Regions from separate parts of the Homo sapiens genome. Here region 1 is linked to region 2. A link is an interaction called in ENCODE POLR2A ChIA-PET data of the cell type or tissue named here. Cell type or tissue: MCF 10A. All regions are shown on one strand. Links, peaks and the distances in the headings refer to the core of each region. The heading gives the core; the rest is flanking DNA.

Region 1 (9,835 bases), core at 2,063-7,062, 84 kb after region 2:
AACAAGGGGAAATCAATGATATCAAAAACTGCAAGCAAAGAGGTCAGGAAATAGAATAACTGAGAAAAAGACAACAGACTTAGAAATTAGGTCCCTGACAGCTTCTGAGAAGTGTGGTGAGTGTCAAACATCAAATGCTGTGGGTAATGAAAAAAGATAGGGGGTGGGAGAGTTCCTTCTTCTGGGTGAAGGAGAAAGTGAGATTCTCCTTGACTGAGCCTAGACAGGGCACGGACAAGAGTGCCACAGGAATGCAGAACACGGATGAGACAGCTACCGATAGGATCTGACAGAAAGCTGCTACGGTTTGAGTGTCCGTTTCAAAATTCATTTGAAATTGATTTGCCATTGTGACGGCATTAAGAGGTGGTACCTTTGAGAGATGATTAGATCATGATAGCAAAGGCCTCGTGAGCAAATTAATGGTATTACTGCAGAAGTTGGCCCTCTTTTTCTCTTGGTCTCACATGCTCACTTGCCCTTCCACCATGATGCAGCAGGAAGGCCTCACCAGATGCATCCCCTCCATCTTGAGCTTCAGAGAATCCAGAACCATGAGCCAAATTAATTTCCTTTCTTTATAAATGACTCAATACGTAGTATTGTTATAGCAGCAGACAATAGACTAACACAGGAGCTAAGCAGAAGAAGGATTTCTGAGAAATAAGGGGAGTGTAGCCAATTACAGAGAGAGAACAGCAACTTCTGTGAAGTCGAGGGCACCCTGGACAGGTCTATGACTTAGAAACATAGGACATTGTTTACCCAGCCCTAAGGAGTCACAGTGCTGGGGCAGAAAGGCAAGCCCAATAGGCAGGGTGAAAGAAGTTCTAAAATATCCAGCTCTGCTTGGGTAAGAAAAGCTAGGAGGCTGATGACAGAGAGAATTAAATAACACTAGTAAATAATATAAAATATTTTAAAGATGTAAAACGCTGTAAGTTATTTTAGTAACATAAAATGTAATAAGCATGTTCTGATGGCTTTAGTGAGCAAATGAACAAACGGCCTTGGCAAAGGAAGAAATATCAGGGGTACACAGGAGGCAAAGGTTACACTATATAAACAGCAGATTTCAATAAGGGGAAATCAATGATATCAAATGCTGCAAAGAGGGTCAGGAAATAGGATAACTGAGAAAAAGACAACAGGCTTAGAAATTAGGTCCCTGACAGCTTCTGAGAAGTGTGGTGAGTGTCAAACTTTAAATGCTCTGGGTGATGACAAAAGATAGGGGGTGGGAGGAGGATTCCTTCTTCTGGGTGAAGAAGAAAGTGAGATTCTCCTTGACTGAGCCTAGAGAGGGCACGGACAAGAGTGCCACAGGAATGCAGAACACAGATGAGACAGTTATTTGTAAATTATTTTAGTAACATAAAATGTAATAACACAACTATAAATACACGACACATAAATACTATGAAAACCGCATAGGCGATCACATTGACACCAAAAAAAAAAAAAGTGTTAAACATTAAGGCATGAGAGATTAAAGCAGCAAGAAAATGGCTTCAGTAAGTTTAAAAATGTATAAATGATTACATACATCTATACTATTTTCTATTGATACAGAATCAGCTAGAAAACAAGTATTTATCTCATAGAAAAAGATCCAGAGCACTGTGTATTAAAGCTTTTGATGTCTGGACTGAAAGGAAGGAAAAAAAATATATAAAAGTTGTACCTTTATAAGAACTGAAAAAAGAAGAGGAAGAAAAATGCACGTCATAAGTGGGTACTGATAAAAGCATTATTTGAAGGCAATCCATTCTCCATAGATATTTCTATTCCTAATTATGAAATAATTTAAATATACAAAAACAGAAGTGCAGACACTAATGTTGATAACACCAATGTACCAGTCACCAGTGTTAATAGGCAGTAATATTAGGCATATTTGATTCAGAATTTAAGAAATAAAATATCACAGATACAGCAAAGTCCAACCACCCTACCACTTATAAGCTCCCACTTGTAAGTTAAAACACGAGGTATTTGGTTGGGTGTAAGGAGGCTGGACTTGCTCCTACTTCCCTCCCCAGGAGTAGGCAATGTTCTTTTCTTTTTTTCTTTTAGGTTCAACAGTTACATGTGCAAGTTTGTTACTTGGGTATATTGTGTGACACTGAGCTTTTGGGCTTCTAGTGAACCCATCACCCAAATAGTGAACACAAAACCCAAGAGTAAGTTTTTCCACCATTTCCCCGCTTCCTACCTCCCCGTCTTTGGAGTCTCCAGTGTCTACTGTTCCCATCTTTGTGTCCATGTGTATCCAATGTTTAGTTCCCACTTATAAGTGAAAATATGTGGTATTTGGTTTTCTGTTTCTGTGTTAATTCACTTAGGATAATGGCCTCTAGCTACAACCATGTTGCTGCAAAGGACATGATTTCTTTTGTATGGCTGCATAGTATTCCACAGTGTATATGTACCATATTTTCTTCATCCAATCCATCATTGATAGGCACCTAGGCTGATTCTATGCCTTTGCTATTGTGAATAGTACTACAATAAACATGTGAATGAAGGTGTCTTTTTGGTAAAACAATTTGTTTTTCTTTGAGTATATACCTAGTAATGGGATTGCTGGGTGAAATGGTAATTTTATGTTTAGTTCTTTGAGAAATCTCTACACTGCTTTCAATAGGGACTGAACTAATTTACAATCCCACAAGAGTACATAAGTGTTCTCTTTTTTCTGCAATCTCACTGACATCTAGTTTTTTTTTTTTTTTGGACTTTTTAATAAAAGCCTCAATGTTGTAAAGTTAGAATATATGATTTACAACCAGCACATGTTCCATACTGCCCTAGGCCACTGAGATTATTACTCCATGCAGAACTTAACCTCTTTCTTTCCAAAGAGAATCTCATGACTTTTTAGGAACATTCTAAGTAAATATAAGATGATCACAATCGCCACCTCTCAAATAGGTATAAAATACCAATTTACATTTCCAAGAGACCATAAAGATGGGAAGATTATGATGAAATGTAATGAATAAACTTGGGCAAAGATCCTAGATTTCAGGCCTACTTGGAATATAATTTTTCTTGTCTAAAGTCCCGACTACAACAAAAATATTTTACCATCATCACCTTTATTAAATGTCTCCTGGGCACAGGATCTGGGGGAAAAAAATGATGCTAACTCAAAGAGTGGTACATGGACCAGCAGCATATCATGCTTTATTAGTCCATTTTCACACTGCTGATAAAGACATATTTGAGAATGGGCAATTTACAAAAGAAAGAGGTTTACTGGACTTATAGTTTCACATGGCTGAGGAGGCTTCACAATCATGGTGGAGCACATCTCACATGGTGGCAGACAAGAGAAGAGAGCTTGTGCAGGGCAACTCCCATTTTTAAAACCATCAGATCTCATGAGACCCATCCACTATCACAAGAACAGCACAGAAAGATCTACTCCCATAATTCAATCATCTACCACCAGGTCCCTCCCACAACACATGGAAATTAAGGGAGCCACAAGATGAGATTTGGGTGGGGACACAGAGCCAAACCATATCATTCCACCTCTGACCGCTCCCAAATCTCATATCTTCACATTTCAAAACCAATCATGTCTTCCAACAGTCCCCCAAGTCTCAATTCATTTCAGCATTAACTCAGAAGTCCACAGTCCAGAGTCTCATCCCAGACAAGGCAAGTCCCTTCCGCCTATGAGCCTGTAAAATCTAAAGCAAGTTAGTTACTTCCTAGATACAATGCAGTACAGGCATTGGGTAAATGCAGTCATTCCAAATGGGAGGAACTGGCTGAAACAAAGGGGCTACAGGCCCCATCCAAGTCCAAAATCCAGCAGGACAGTCAAATCGTAAACTTCCCAAACGATCTCCTTTGACTCCATGTCTCACACCCAGGTCACGCAATGCAAGAGGTGGGTTCCCATGGTCTTGGGCAGCTCCACCCCTGTGGCTTTGCAGGGTACAGCCTCCCTCCTGGCATTGAGTATCTGCAACTTTTCCAGACCAGCGGTGCAAGCTGTCAGGGGATCTACTATTCTGGAGTGTGGAGGATGTTGGCCCTCCTCTCACAGCTCCATTAGATGGTGCCCCAGTAGGCACTCTGTGTGGGGGCTCCAATCCCACATTTCCCTTCTATACTGCCCTAGCAGAGGTTCTCCATGAGAGCCCTGCCCCTGCAGCAAACTTCTGCCTGGACATCCAGGCATTTCCACACATATTCTGAAATCTAGGCGGAGGTTCCCAAACCCCAATTCTTGACTTCTGTGCACTCGCAGGCTCCACACCAGGTGGAAGCTGCCAAGGCTTGAGGCTTGCACCCTCTGAAGCCATGACCTGAGCTCTACAAGGGCCCCTTTCAGCCACACTAGAGTGGCTGGGATGCAGGGCACCAATTCCCCAGGCTGCACACAGCACAGAGACCCTGGGCTGGGCCCACGAAACCACTTTTTCCTTCTAGGCCTCCAGGCCTGCGATGTGATGGGCTTGCAGTAAAGACCTTTGACATGCCCTGGATACATTTTCCCCATTTTCTTGGTGATTAACATTCAGCTCTTTGTTGCTTATGCAAACTTCTGCAGCCGGCTTGAACTTCTCGTCAGAAGATGGGATTTTCTTTTCTATTGCATTGTCAGGCTGCAAATTTTCTGAACTTTTAAGCTCTGCTTCCCTTATAAAACTGAATGCTTTTAACAGCACCCAAGTCACCTCTTTAATGCTTTGCTGCTTAGAAATTTCTTCAGCTAGATACCCTAAATCATCTCCCTCAAGTTCAAAGTTCCACGAATCTCTAGGGTAGGGGCAAAATGCCTCCAGTCTCTTTGCTAAAACATAACAAGAATCACTTTTGCTCCATTTCCCAACAAGTTCCTCATTTCCATCTGAGACCACCTCACCCTGGACTTTATCGTCCATATCACTATCAGCATTTTGGGCAAAGGCATTCAACAAGTCTCTAGGAAGTTCCAAACTTACCTACATTTTCCTGTCTTCTTCTGAGCCCTCCAAACTGTTCCAATCTCTGCCTGTTGCCCAGTTCCAAAGTTGCTTCCACATTTTCAGATACCTTTTCAGCAATGTGCCACTCTACTGGCACCAATTTACTGTATTAGTCCGTTTTCACACTGCTGATAAAAATGTACCAGAAACAGGACAGTTTACAAAAGAAAGAGGTTTACTGGACTTACAGTTCCACATGGTGGGAGGCCTCACAATCATGGCAGAAGGTGACAGGCATGTCTCACATGGCAGCAGACAAGAGAAGAGAGCTTGTGCAGGGCAACTCTCGTTTTTAAAACCATCAGATCTCATGAGACCCATTCACTATCACAAGAACAGCACAGAAAGACCCACCCCCATAATTCAATCATCTCCCACTGGCTCCCTTCCACAACATGTGGGTATTACGGGAGCTACAAGATGAGATTTTGGTGGGGACACAGAGCCAAACCATATCACGTGCCAAACTCCAGACATAATGGAATCTCAGTCCTCATTTTAGCAAGATCCCAGGTAATGTGTATGCACATTAAAGTTTAGGGAGCACTCACTGGTTTAAAGAATTCAGAAATATGAAAACCTAGACTAAGGCAGAACCAAATCCAACCACCATTTTGCTAAACCTATCCTCTTCCTATCAGACCACATGGCTTTCAGGTGTTATCTCTGCAAAGTCCACACATTAGTCTCATTACACTGGTGGTAATCAAATGAGGGCAATTTTGTCCCTCAGAGGACATTTGGCAAAGTCTAGAAACATTTTTGATTACCGCAACTTGGGTAGTGGGTTACTGGCATCTAGTAGGCAGAAGTCAGAACTGCTGCTAAACATCTTACAATGCATAGGACAGCTCCCAAAAATAAATAATTATCTGGCCCAAAAGGTCAATAAGACAAAGGTTTTTAAAAAACAAAACAATTAAAAAAATCCACCTGCAATTAGACTTATGATTTCATGGCTAAGATGAATTGTTATATTCAGTCATTTGATAAATTGATTCGATCATCCATATCCAAGGGGGGGGGGGGGGTAATATAAACCAATAACCAAAACCACTTCATGCCCAAGCTCTCAGAGTTTAAGTTTCCCACAAGAGGCTGCAACCAAATCAATAATCAATAATGACAACAAATAGCAAGTATAGTGAAACAACAAATGCACATGTTGAAATATTTCACAATTACACAAGCTGAATTTAAGAAGTAAGTACAGACATATTTTCCCAATAAAAAGTCAGGTGCTCACTTAAATCTTTGGTTTTTTGTTTTGTGTAATGCAGGATCTTTAATGAAAAAACACTTGGGCCACTTCAAGACGACAAACGCTCACTGGGCAAAACACCTTCACTGAAAAGAGACCTCATATTATGCAAAAAAAATCTTAAAAGGTAATTTTTTAAATCCCTCAAGTATTATCAAGAGCTTTGTTAATTTCATCGAAGTGCTATGAAGAAAAAATTCTTTTCTTCACAGAAGGAATTACAGCTCACAATTAGGAAGGTGGAAGGTGTTCTAATACAAGAGGAAAATAGGTCATGGTATATAATTACACAGATGAGTAATGAACTCAGAGCTGACTAAGCCTGCTTTTATTAAGATGAACGTATTTCTGGAGTGAGCAATGCTTTGCACAGCCTTGTATCAATTAAATTCTGTCCAAAGAGAGAACCCTGAGGTTATCTGTAATACATGACAACTTGAAAACACTTCATGCAGCACAATCCTAAGATATTACACTGCACTAAGGGACAAGTGCACTCACTATCTAAATCAGATTGAATCTTTGGCATTGACATTCTTTCTACACAATGCTCCCACTACACTTTAATAACTGTCTTTGGGCCTCATAAATCTCATTCTGCCATGTTCTTTAATTATGTTACCAAAGTCTCCAAAGTGACAGTAGACAATGTAGGCTAAAACATTTCAGACCACTTCATTCTCATATATCTGGATTTGTGAAACAAGGCAAAATTTCACTGAAGAAAATTTCAAGACTTACACTATTACAGTATACCCCCCCTCTTTTTTTTTTTTTTTTTTTTTTTTTTTTTTTGAGACTGAGTCTTGCTCTGTCACCCAGGCTGGAGTGCAATGGTGGGATCTCGGCTCACTGCAACCTCCGCCTCCCAGGTTCAAGCAATTCTCCTGCCTCAGCCTCCCAAGTAACTAGGATTACAGGTGTATGCCACCACACCTGGCTAATTTTTTTATTTTTAGTAGAGGCAGGGTTTCATCATGTTGGCCAGGCTGGTCTCAATCTCCTGACCTCGTGATCCACCCACCTCGGCCTCCCAAAGTGCTGGGATTACAGGCTTGAGCCACCGTGCCCGGCCACAGTATTCCTTTTTAAAAAGTTTAGCTATATATATGAATCTTTCTTAAATGTGATCTCTAGAATTTAGGAAGCATTGTTTATATTCCTAAAGCCTCAAGGTTAACATAATGACAACTTTCACAGCAGAAATTCAGTGATAATACCAGAAGTAACTATCAATGAGCAGGGCTCCACAAACAGACACCTACACAAACTGGCTCACCAGACTGCCTGCTTATCCAGTAATCCAGTTAATCATCATCCAGAAGTCCTGTTCATCTTTTAATTTTTTTCTGTTGCCTATCTCTCCTCTTTAATGGACTGGCATGAGCTGGTAAGAAACAGTGAATCAACTGAGAAGTGGGCAGGGAAGGGAGGGTTGCTGAGCACACTAAAAGCTTCTTTTCTGATTCTTTTGGTTCTTATTTATTTTTACATTTTTGTATAAAATCAGCATGAGAATAAAACGATTTCCTTCATTTGTGAAAGATTTGAAGTTTCTGTAGGTCCCTGTATGAGGACATTAAATCATCTCAATCTGTACTAAAGATAAGGAGAGGAGACTGAGTAGATATCACGAGGTCCAAATGATGCATGTCTTTTTTAATGATTTTGTCCTGATTTTCATCCAACACATATTCCTGCCTTTTGGTCTCAATATATAATTTGGTCTTACTTGCCTTAAGAGAGCTTCTTTTCCACACATCTCTCAGTCTATTACTGCTCTGATCTGCCCTACAGAAAAGGCTGCCATGCTCTAAGACACTTGAACCCGTAAGACAGTATGTTCTCACCATTAACCCCACTGCTTTTAAAAAAAAATCAATATTTAAGAGTTCAAAAATTACTACCAAGAGTATCTTGGAATTTCTCTTTAGCTTGTTCCTTTAGAGTGTTCCTTTAAGATGAAGAAATCTGTCCTGGCATGAGCCTCTGCTGTATCAAACCAGACAGTGGCACAGGGTAGCAGAGGCACCCAACCAGCATGTCTAAAACCTCCCACCCTAAACTGGAGGCTCATCTGCAATTGCATCAAAACTGCCAAAATAGCAGTGTTTGGGGAAAGGGCGCAGGTAAGCTGTGTGCATTCACTCCATTTCAGGAGGCAAAGCTGCTCTAGAAGTTTACCTTGGTCAGTCAGTCCCTTCCATCCAACTCAAAGTGGTGGGAGCAGTGAAGGGGAATGGTGTATATCACCAGGGCATACACATGCAGATTCCCAGCAACCTGAGGAATCTGAGAGCAGAGTTCTGGACCTGCAGCATTAGGTCACATGCAGAAATACTGCAGCTCAAAAATACAAAAGACACAAGACTCTGAGAAAATAATTTTATAAGGGTTTCTATAAGAAAAGGAATTATGTCTCTCATTAAATCATTTCTGGGATTCACTATTTCTATAAATAGTGGCTTCTACAATATTTCTAAAAGGAAAGGAATTTGGCTCTCATTAAATTATTTCTGGGAAATTATTCAATATTTCACCATATAACTATATATTACACAGTTATTATTTCTGTTTTCCAAAATAACAGCTACAGTTTTTTATATTTTAAACTCAAGTGAATCCCACAAGTACTCAGTACCTACCATGAGTATGACACCACAATGGCCAGGCGCTGGGGGGTTGTGTGGCTTAGGACTGGGAAACCAAATTAGACCTGGGAATACAGCAGCATGCATTCTCTCAAGCTCTGCAAGACTGGCATTTAAACCAAAATGCATCTAACTGTCAAGAGACAGTTACCAGACAAATTAGTTACCAGCCACAGACTCTTAGTCACAGTAGACAGCTAAAAATGGAAAATGTGCTCCCCCTCCCTTATCTTTTAAAATATGAAACAGGCTCATAAGGAGAAAGGCGATAGAAGACCTACAAAGAAGCAAATGAGTACAAACCCATCATGCCCAGAGCCAAGCACACAAGGCTACAGGGAAGAGGAAGAATAGTGCTAGTGAAAGGTTTTGTGGAGGAAGTGATTTGGGGTACTCATTCCTTCTATAGGAAGTCCATAGACTGGCAAAATCAAGTCTATCAATATTTCTAGTTTTGCCATAAAGCAAAAGGAAAGCATATGGGAAAGGAAAATACGCAGAAACAAGATATTCTTGTGTAGGAAGCAGCACACAAGTTTACATGGATGTACTATTTTTTATGTGGAATGTGACTGTATTTCATATTCCATATTTCAAAATATCCCTTTGTCATGCTTAAATGTATCAACCTAACTTGTCATTCACTGTGATATGCACTGTGCTGGCACCACAAATACAGATGAAAAAGATGCATTCTCTGACATCAAGGTACCCACTGTTCCCACAATCTTTCTTTCCCTTGATCCCTGAATAAATCTTAAGAGCAAGGATTCATGCCTTGTATTCCCAGAGTGCATATTCATTTATTTCACAAATATTTTAACTATCTAATGCCCTAAATATTATGCAAAGAATTCAAGAGTAAAAAAATGACATGATCTTTCTCCTCTGAAGGAGCTTGTAGTAGTGGAAGAGACAAACAGCTGGAGAGAGGA
Region 2 (9,835 bases), core at 2,490-7,489:
GCTGGCATTTGAATTTGCAGCCCTCCACTTTAGCTCCCCCAACTTTACAGTGAGCTATTCAGAAATGTCAGCAGGCCCAGCGTTTGATTAGCCTCCTAATGGTTTGATCAGGCCTTCTTCCTGGTCTTCAGCCATGCCTTACACAGGTCAATGGCCAATTCCTACTCTTGTCTCCACCCCTCCCTGGGTTGTACCATTTCACTTCAGAAGGCAGAAAAAAAAATTGTTAAAAATAAAAAACAAAAAACTGACATATGCCTTCCAAAATGAAATTAAGTCAGAGAGGAGGCCAAATTCCATGACTGCCTAATAGTAAGTCAAAGGTGTTTTTGAACTCTGACTCTGTGCCCGCAGGTACTCTGCTAGACCCTGGAGATAAAAGGATGCAAGGACACTCTGGTAGTCAGGCAAACAACAAAAATAGAATACAACAGCTGGAGGTATGGGAAACCACAGGGGCTGAGGAGCACTTATGTGGCACATGGGGATAACATGGAAAGCTCTGAGAAGAGGAGGCAGATGAGTTACACCTGAAGGCGGTATAGGGAGCTTGCCTAATAGATAAGAGGCAGAAGGGATTTTCAGGATAAAATGCAAGGTAAGGAGGGTCTGGTGCAGGAACTATAAAGTGGGCAGGTATACAGGTCAGGTCAGGAGGTCCTCATCACCTGCAGAGGAGCCTGAGTTGTATCCCATATAAGACAGTAAGCCAGTGAAGACTGTGACAGAAGAGGACATCAAGAAAAGAAATGTGAATAGCAGGAAAATGCATGTGGCAAATATTAAGATAATACAAATATACAGGTTACTATTTCTCCTAGTTGAGGAAGTTACTACATCTATAAATCAAGCCAGAGAAAAATATTTTAATTCAAATATTCCTATTAGTTTAAGAGACATTGTTTAAAACATGATTAATGCCAGAAGTTGATAAATTCACTGAAGTATGAATTACTTTGAAGAAACGTTGTGTGTGTGTGTGTGTGCGTGTGTGTGTGTGTGTGTGTGCGTGTATTTCATGAAATGAGTTATATGTGATCCCAGATCCTTTTACTACATATGGGTGAGGGTGGGTTATTTATTTGTATTCATGAGAAGAGAAAAATGAGAGTGAACGTTTGATGCTGATTAAGAAAGGTGAAATATCCACTCATATTAAAGACTTCACTTGAGAATTTTAAAATTGTCAGTGAAGACAAGTGATGAAATTGAAGTAAAAATGCTCTCTTAGGTAATTGTCTTACTCCATTAACTTAAACAGCATTAAGGTTTGGTTAAGCTGTGATTACAAGAATAAGGGTAGCTAACCTGACAACAGTTCTAATGGAAAGGTCTGGAGAATACTTGCACCATATCCCACAGCCCAGAAAACTATAATGATGACTGTATTAAAATATCAAGGTGACGCCACCACCACCACCATGAAGAATAATTATAACTCTTAAGTAGAATGCTTAAGCCACAGGATGCTATTCCAAAACAAGGAACAGCATCTACATGAACTTGTGAAAAGCATTCTGCATCTTTTAATAGCCTAGTAAACAGTAATCAAACAACTAAAGACTTTACCTGGAGTCTTGAATTCTAAGAATATCTTTAAGGGCCAGAAGTCACTTGAAATGTATTTAGTTTAGAACATATTCATTTAAAACCACTATGTTGGCTACTGGGACTGTGGCCCCTAAACTGACTAGCCTCTTACATAAATGATCCAGAAGTTACCTATATGGAATTTATACTTTGCTTAAACAGAAAATAAAAATACATGTTTCACCTCAGTAAGTTGTAAAATTTGAGTAAAATTCTTATTACTCACAACTACATAGTAATGTGATACAGATCTCCTGATCTGACTCACAATAGCCATAGTAATGTGAGTAGTAGGAATTTTACTCAAATTTTACAACTTACTGAGTTAAAAAGTGTATTTTTATTTTCTGTTTAAGAAAAGCATATTTCTTAAATATGCTTTTTAAGAAATATGTTTAAGCAAAGTATACTTGCCATGAATTACACCTTTACATTACTATAGCACTTACAATATAAAATTGACTTAACATATGTTTTCTTACCACATTCACACAGCACCCTTGGGAAGTACGTCAGGTATTTATTATTCTCCCTGTTTCATAGATGAGGAGGCTCAAGCTCTGTGAGGTACAATGCTTAACAGGGTCACAGACTGAGCCAAAAACTTAACAGCTGCCTACTGAATCCAGGTCTAGGATACTTTGCACTGGTCAGGGAATCTCAGTCTAGAACACTTTCTACCAGGGAAGCTACTTCTGACACTCCACTAGGCCAGCAAAGCAACACCACAGAGGCAGCCTGTTCTGGGGTCTTAAAAGCTAGAGCTCATTTCCTGGTTTTGCCTCTCACCATCTGTGTGGTATTGGGCAGGTTGTTGAATCCTGCTCAGTTCCCTCACTTGTCAAAAAGAATAGTCAGGTTTGAGGTTAAGGTTATAAAGAACCATTAGACACAAATCTTGTCTTCAGGGAGTTTACAATCCACTTTACATCAACCCCCCATCTGCTCTAAACACACACACACACACACACACACACACACACACACACACACACACACACACAGAGCAAGTTACCTGAGGTCACCTAAAAAAAATTTAACTCTAAATTGTTAACCAAAATAGGTCTATTTGTAAGCTACATGTACCAGCAAAACTATGAGAACAGAACATCAGTGTAGCACCTGAAAAACCTGAATGAAGGGCTGCTGTGCTTTGCATTCCAACACATTTAGGAGACTAACTCCATGCATGCATTAATGAAATGTGCTATGAATACAGTGACCTAATTCCATTACAATAAGAGGTAACTCATAACCAGTGAGGTAATCTGCCTCTTTCCCCAGGCCTTCAGCAGAGCTATAATCTTAGCATTGTTGAAAAACACACATAAATTTACAAATACACATACACATAAAGTCAGGCTTAAACTGAGAAAGATTCTTAGATTATAGGTGATTCCAAAATAGAAGAGATCCTGTATCTTTCAAATAAACTTTCTATCAGATGGCTTTTGTGAAGACTATCTCTTTACCACAAAAATGCAGGAACTACATCAATATCTCTATATAATCAATCAGTTCAGTATAGCTTTTCAGAACTAAAGTGGCAAAATAAACCTTCAGATCTCAAATTCTTACAATTTCAGATGTGAGCTTTTAGAGGGAAAACTGGAGAGTGGAGGACAGATAGCAAAGATATTGATATTATAACTCTGTCATTTGAGAACCACCACTACCAAACACTAAGTCAAAAATTAATCATGAGCAACTGCATTTAGGGAGCCAGCATTTAACTGGCACTGATATTTCAAGATCCTGACCAGAGGGCAATAACAAGAGAGATGAAGCCCAGGGAGAGTTAAAGCATTGCCATGGCAGGGCAGGGCACACCGGCCTGCTCTTCCTGCTGACAGAGTTTCCCCCGGCGTGGTACAAATGACTCCCCACCCATGCCAAGATCCAATCCAGTGAACTGCAACAGCAGGCTGGCTCTGTGTGGACCACAAGGCTGGGTGTCCAAAGTAGCTGTTCAGTAGTCCTGGATGTTGTCCTCCCATAGCCCTTCTGGGGAGAGAGCAAATGTTTGGGCATCCAACACAACTGGGGTCAAGTCCCTATTCCACTACTCAGAAGCTTTTCGTAACACCAGAAACCTCAGTTTTTCCCCACCGAAAGCAGTTTTATAACACAATCAGTAGGGTTTTCACTTAAAGGCCCCAGTAGAGGGGCAGGCACAGAGAAAAGCTCCACTGTGACTATTAACACATTCTCAGGTGTGAACTAATCAACATGACCTCCTGTCACTACTTTTTTCTGGGTTGCTAAGAGGTATAAGAAAAACCATTTGAAAAGAAATGGTTAAGTGATGGTCAGTAATACAAGAAAAATCAGGCGTTTGCAGGGAGGAGAGACACAGAAGAAGGGAAAGATACATTTATAATCAAAGTAGAACAATTGGGGATCTATAGAGGTTAAGTATAGCCACATAAGATTAAATGATAAGCGGAATAATCATTGCCAAATCAACTGACTGTAGGACCCGGCAGGTAATGCTCCTGAAAGAGGTGGCCCAGGGATGTCAACGCGTATGCTGTGAGCCAGAGAACTGGAGAGAGCTCACTTCCCCATCAGGAAGAGGCAACTAATAGTGCTGGATTGTTCATGCTGGATGCTAGCAAATCTTCTCATCTTTCAAAATGGGTTCCAAATCTGGATTCTTATGTGAAATTTCCTGATGTTTTCAACATTGTTCAGGCCAAATAAAACTAGACCTCTAGTTTGGAAGATTAGCAGTTCCTTCACAAGCTTGATGGAGAAAACAGACTCCTACCTCTGCCCAATACTGCCCCCCTCCCACTTCCTGTCCTCTAAAATAACCCCCCAGAATCATTCTTCACTTTTACTCCACAACAGTATAATAGAACTGCAATTTCAGTTTCTATTGTATTTGATATGAATCCCAGCTCTACCCATTACTCACAGTGTGAGTCAGGGCAACTTAATTAAACTGTCTGAATCTCGTATCTTCCTACCTGGCGGGGGTGGAAATATATCTAGGTCCTAGGGTAGCTCTGAAGATTGCTTAAGGTATCAACCACCAAGTTCGGGGTCCAAAAGCAAGGAGAAACTGAGAATGTGTTAATCCTTTTCCACCAACCTCATTTTACAACCAACAACAAAGAAACATGGTTAGTAAAATAGCCAAAGGAAAATACCAATGGGTGGCTGGAAAAAAAACAGGTCTCTAAGCAGCGATACCATCTAACCTCAGGAATGACTGTGAAACCTAGGCCTACCACAAACATCACATTCTTGTGTGGTTTCATCAGCTCTCAGCTGAAGGAACAGTAGGTGGCAGGGCAGGATTCCCGCCCGGGATCCAGGTCCTGGAACCAAGCCCTTTACTACCACTGAAGCAATCTTCCTTGCAACACCCTGCAAGTGCTGGGACATGCAGACAATGCAGAGCCACTGTAGTAAAAGCACACAGGGAGCGCTGAAGCTGAGGCACTGATCATTCAGAAAGACAGCAGGCAGGTAAGGCTCTGAGACAATTTAAAGGAAGGGCAAGCTATTGGAGCAAAAGTATCAGTCAAATGACTCCTGAGAGGGCAGCTGAGGCCACCAGCCACACAGCCATCTCAGCATAAACAAGGTGCAAGGATCCACCCCCCTCAACCCCCTTGTCCAGCCTATGAAGTGCTAAATAAATTCAACTGTGTACCTATGATATACAGCAGGAACTAAAACGACTTCAGCTCCACCCTGCGCAAGTACACAGGCTGCTTTGTAAACGTTCATCATTTTAACCTCGCAGTCAACCTATAATGGATGAGTCTTCATACCCATTTTATACAGGCAGAAATGGAGGGTTAGAAGCTAAAACCAACAGAGCTGGGGCTGTAATTCAGAGAATGAGAGAATCAAATCCTTGCTCTATACACTCCACCACGGTGCCACCATACTTGGCTAGAGGTCAAGGCAGGATTTTTTTTTTTTTTAATCCAAGCTGGAAAAAAAATTTTTTTTTGAGACAGTCTCACTCTGTCGCCCAGGCTGGAGTGCAATGGCATGACCTCGGCTCACTGCAAGGTCTCCCGGGTTCAAGCGATTCTCCTGCCTCAGCCTCCCGAATAGCTGGGACCACAGGTGCACGCTGCCATGCCCAGCTAATTTTTGTATTTTTAGTAGAGACAGGGTTTCACCATGTTGGCCACGCTGGTCTCGAACTCCTGACCTCAGGTGATCCACCAGCCTCGGCCACCCAGTGCTGGGATTACAGGCATGAGCCACCGTGCCTGGCCAGAACATTTTTAAATGCCAGACATTGAATGATATGCTTAAGAAAACCCTCCATTAATCCTTTATCTATCTCCACCTCCCACCTTCTCTGTCTCCTTTCTGTCACAGGCATGTTCTTTTTTTGAAAGAGTTTTCTGAGATTGCTGCCTCCACTTCCTCACCTTACAATCATTACTCAACCCTCTGTCATTAGGCTTCTCTCCCCAAAACACCCTGGGCCCCCCAGCACGTGGAGCACTGGCAAAGATGAACAATGACCTTTTTGTTGCTGAATCCCATCCAGTGGCACTTTGCTGTCCTATGTCACTTGACTTCCCCCACAGGATAAAACTAGTCACAATTCCTCATTTCCTAAACTCTCTTTTTGGTTCACATGACATTATTATTATTATTTGGTAATCCTCCCAACTCTCTGGCCTCTCCTTCAGGCACTCCCCTCACCCTAAGACTGCTCCATTAAAAAGTCTACATTAGCTCTCTGCTATTCTCACTCCACTGTGTGGTTTTGGGTTTTTTGTTTGTTTGTTTGTTTTGAGACGGAGTCTCACCCTGTCATCCAGGCTGCAGTGCAGTGGCGTGATCTCAGCTCACTGCAACTTCCGCCTCCTGGGTTCAAGCAATTCTCCTACCTCAGCCTCCCCAGTAGCTGGGATTACAGGTGCACGCAACATCATCTGGCTAATTGTTGTATTTTTAGTAGAGATGGGGTTTCACCATGTTGGCCAGGCTTGTCTCAAACTCCTGACCTCAGGTAATCTACCCACCATGGCCTCCCAAAGTGCTGGGATTACAGGCGTGAGCCACCATGCATGGCCGACTGTGCAGTTTCATCTTGAACAATCTCATTCATTCCCACAGCTTCTTCTATCACCTATTTTCTATTGGCCTTAGATAGACATCACCAGCCAGGAGTACTTCTCCAAGCTCCAGACCTTTCTCTTTAATCATCTAGTAGACACCTCCACATGCATACTACACAGGCATCATGAAATCAACCAATCCAAAACTAAACTCCACTCTTCCCAGTACGTGTTTGTCCTTTCATGGGTCCTACATCAGCGAAAGAGACTAAAATCTATAGTCAAATACCTGGGAGGCCTCCAACAATCTTCTAACCCTTTTCACCAGCATCATTCAGCCACAGATTCTTTAAGATGCCTCATATTTTGTCATATATCTCCATCTCTACATGCTGTCACCAGTTCCTCAGTAGACTATTATACCTTATCTTTGGCTACACTCAGCATTTCCATGTGCTCCTTTCTGATTGGACCTTGGGCAAACCTGCCACAACCTGGGCATCATAGTTGTCATGGAACCTCTGTAATCCTTGCTTCCCCTCAGTTCGGGTACACCTCTGTATCTTCACAGCATCCCAAACCTCTCATTCGATATTGAAATGGTCTATTTCTGGATTCTCAACTAGACTCTAAACTTGAGGACAGAAATGTACCTTTCTCTTCTTTATAAACTCCAGGGCCTGAAATATGAGCAGACTCTTAGTAAACGACCTTATGAAAGAGATCAGGTTATGGCTGGTACTGAAGAAGTAGCAGAGATTCCCAAGGTAGGGAGAGAGGGGAGAAAGGAGGCCATTCACAGGGCAGGAATGGGTATGAAGAAAAGTAGGGAATTAAACTCAGGCATATGGCTGACAGTCTGCAGTTTGGTTAAACCAGAGAGTTCCAATAAGAGTAACAAGATCTTGACTTTAATTTAGGCAAAGATTAATGGAAATAACAGAAGCAGAAACTGGCATTTATAAAGCACTTAATTTATAAATGTATATTCAATTTAGCCTCATGAAGGAGGGATGCTAGATACTATAAAGTAGGTATTATTGTTCCCATGATTCAAAAGATTATGGGGCAAGCAGATTTCCCAAAAGTCTATTGTGATCTCTTAGTTACCAGAATTTAGCATGTTCTGACTTTCACATTCCGTGATCTTTAACACTACAAGAATAACTCCTTATCTTTAGTTAGCAATTATAATTCAAGAATTGCCTTACCATACAGTAACACAGGATTAAGGAGCAAAACAATAATATCTTTAATGCCCTCCACTCCTGCCCCCAACCCCAGCAGACACTAATCGACTTTCTGCCTCTACAGATTTGCCTTTCCTGGACATTTCACCTAAACACATGTAGTCTTTAGGTATCTGGCTTCTTTCTCATGCAAAACGTTTTCACGGTTCATCTATACAATAGCTGTATTTCACTTATTTTTATTGAGTAATATTCCATCCTTTGCCTATACCACAGTTGACTCATCTACTCTCCAGTCAGCACTTGGCTTCTTTCTGCTTTTAACTATCATGAATAATGCTGTTATAAACAACTGCATACAAGTCATTGCATGGACATAAGTTTTCATTTCTTGTGGCTAGATACCTAGAGGTGGAACTACTGGGTCATATGATACATTTGATTTTAACTTTTTAAGAAACTGCCAAACTCTTTCCAGAGTGGCTGTACCGTAATTTTAAATTCTTATCATCAGTGTATAAGGGGTCCTGTTTTCACCACCCTCAGCAACACTTGTTACTGTCTGTCTTTTTCAGATACAGCCATTCTGGTAGATGCAAGATGGTATAGCACTGTGGTTCTCATTTGAATTTCCCTACTGACTGATGATGTTCAGTGTCTTTCCCTGTGCTCTTGGTGAAATGTCTAGACAAATCTTTTGACCTTTTTTAAATTGGGTTCTGTTCTCCTTATTAAGAAGCTGTAAAAGTTCTTTGCATAGTCTAAATAGAAATCCTTTATGAGAAATATAACATGCAAATATTTTCTCCCAGTCTTCTCTCTCTATGTCCTGCTTATTGGCCAACTGTCTGCTCTCTCTCTCTTACTGCAACTGTCAGTGAGGAAGGTTACAGGAAGCCATCTGAAGAGGACAACCATACAACTTGAGAACAGAGAAACATAAAACTAAAAATGTGTCTATCAGGCAATTTCCTTGAAATGTTTCCATGAGAAACTGGATTCAAGCTTTTTAGGCTTACTGAAATCCAAAGATCATTATTATAAAGTCTAGAAAATTAACTGCGTCAGTCATTCTCCCCAGTAAACTTTAATAAATAAAAAGAAAGTAGAGTTTTACCTCTTTGCCTTACATTAAAAAATAATGTGATGCTGGCACCCAAAAAGGAGGGATTCTGAGAGCCTTAATCATTGCCTATGCTGCATTAACCAAAAAAACACTTTCTGACTTCTGCTGTGTACCACATACCGGAGCTGTTCAAGGTGACGTATGGATAGACTGTCTAAACTCTCAAAAGAGTGGATTCTGGGTGGAGAGCATCACTGAAAAATTAAAAACCATTTTTTCCATCTACTACCAAATCAAGTACCTTAGCTACATGTGATATTTGCAAACAGAAGAGAAGGACACACACAGGAACATAAAAAGAAATAATAACTGCCTCTCCACTTACTGCAAACTCTTACACATACTCCTGCCTCCCACATGCCCTTTCCCTGCTATCTCAGCACATATGCAGGGACAAAAGTAACTGCTCACACCAGCCTCAAGTTTGCTTTGTGATTGGACAGAATGAGGTTACCTGGGGTCTCTTTAAGCAACATCAGTGATGGGACCTGAAAGTCTCACATGGTTTTATTTCATGAGAAAGAGTGTGACTTCCCCTAATGGTAAACTGTCCTATAAGCATATTTTACTTTAGCTGCACTTTCCAGAACAGTTCCCAGGAATTCTGCTTTCTATGGTCAATACGTGATAGAATCCAGAGAACAGGGAACAGACCCAGCTGCAGGGGAAGGGGTGGGGGAAATCATGTTTGATAATATCCAACATTGCACATACATATGGTCTCAGCTAACCTTTATTAAGATGTTGTGAAGAATGCAAAGCTCAGAAATGTTAAGGTATGTAGCCAAAGTCACCCACAAGACATAACTCCCAGCAGGGAATTATGAAAGAGGGCAACTCTGTGTGGCCCAGGTGTTCATCTCCAAAGAGCACATGCTTTCTGAATC

Evidence for each region. Peaks named below come from ENCODE experiments on the same cell type or tissue, not always from the same donor. Only the 100,000 strongest peaks of a DNase experiment are listed, where the experiment ranks them.
Region 1: POLR2A ChIA-PET joins it to region 2 with 5 read pairs; 2 of 35 experiments call an interaction of 5 or more read pairs at or near these places.

Annotation. Positions count from the first base shown.
Region 1 is chr3:151,216,076-151,225,910 of GRCh38, reverse strand. All of the region lies in intron 16 of MED12L (mediator complex subunit 12L), which reads right to left. P2RY14 (purinergic receptor P2Y14) reads left to right here. Exons shown (of 3, transcript NM_014879.4): 2 at 6,269-6,376. Among named protein-coding and RNA genes, the nearest start is that of GPR171, 18 kb to the right of the region's middle. In MCF 10A, for the core only: no CTCF peak of the experiment used is centred there; no DNase peak of the experiment used is centred there.
Region 2 is chr3:151,300,293-151,310,127 of GRCh38, reverse strand. All of the region lies in intron 16 of MED12L (mediator complex subunit 12L), which reads right to left. The region is part of intron 1 of GPR87 (G protein-coupled receptor 87); the gene reads left to right. Among named protein-coding and RNA genes, the nearest start is that of GPR87, 12 kb to the left of the region's middle. In MCF 10A, for the core only: no CTCF peak of the experiment used is centred there; DNase peaks (open chromatin) are centred at 4,557 and 4,887.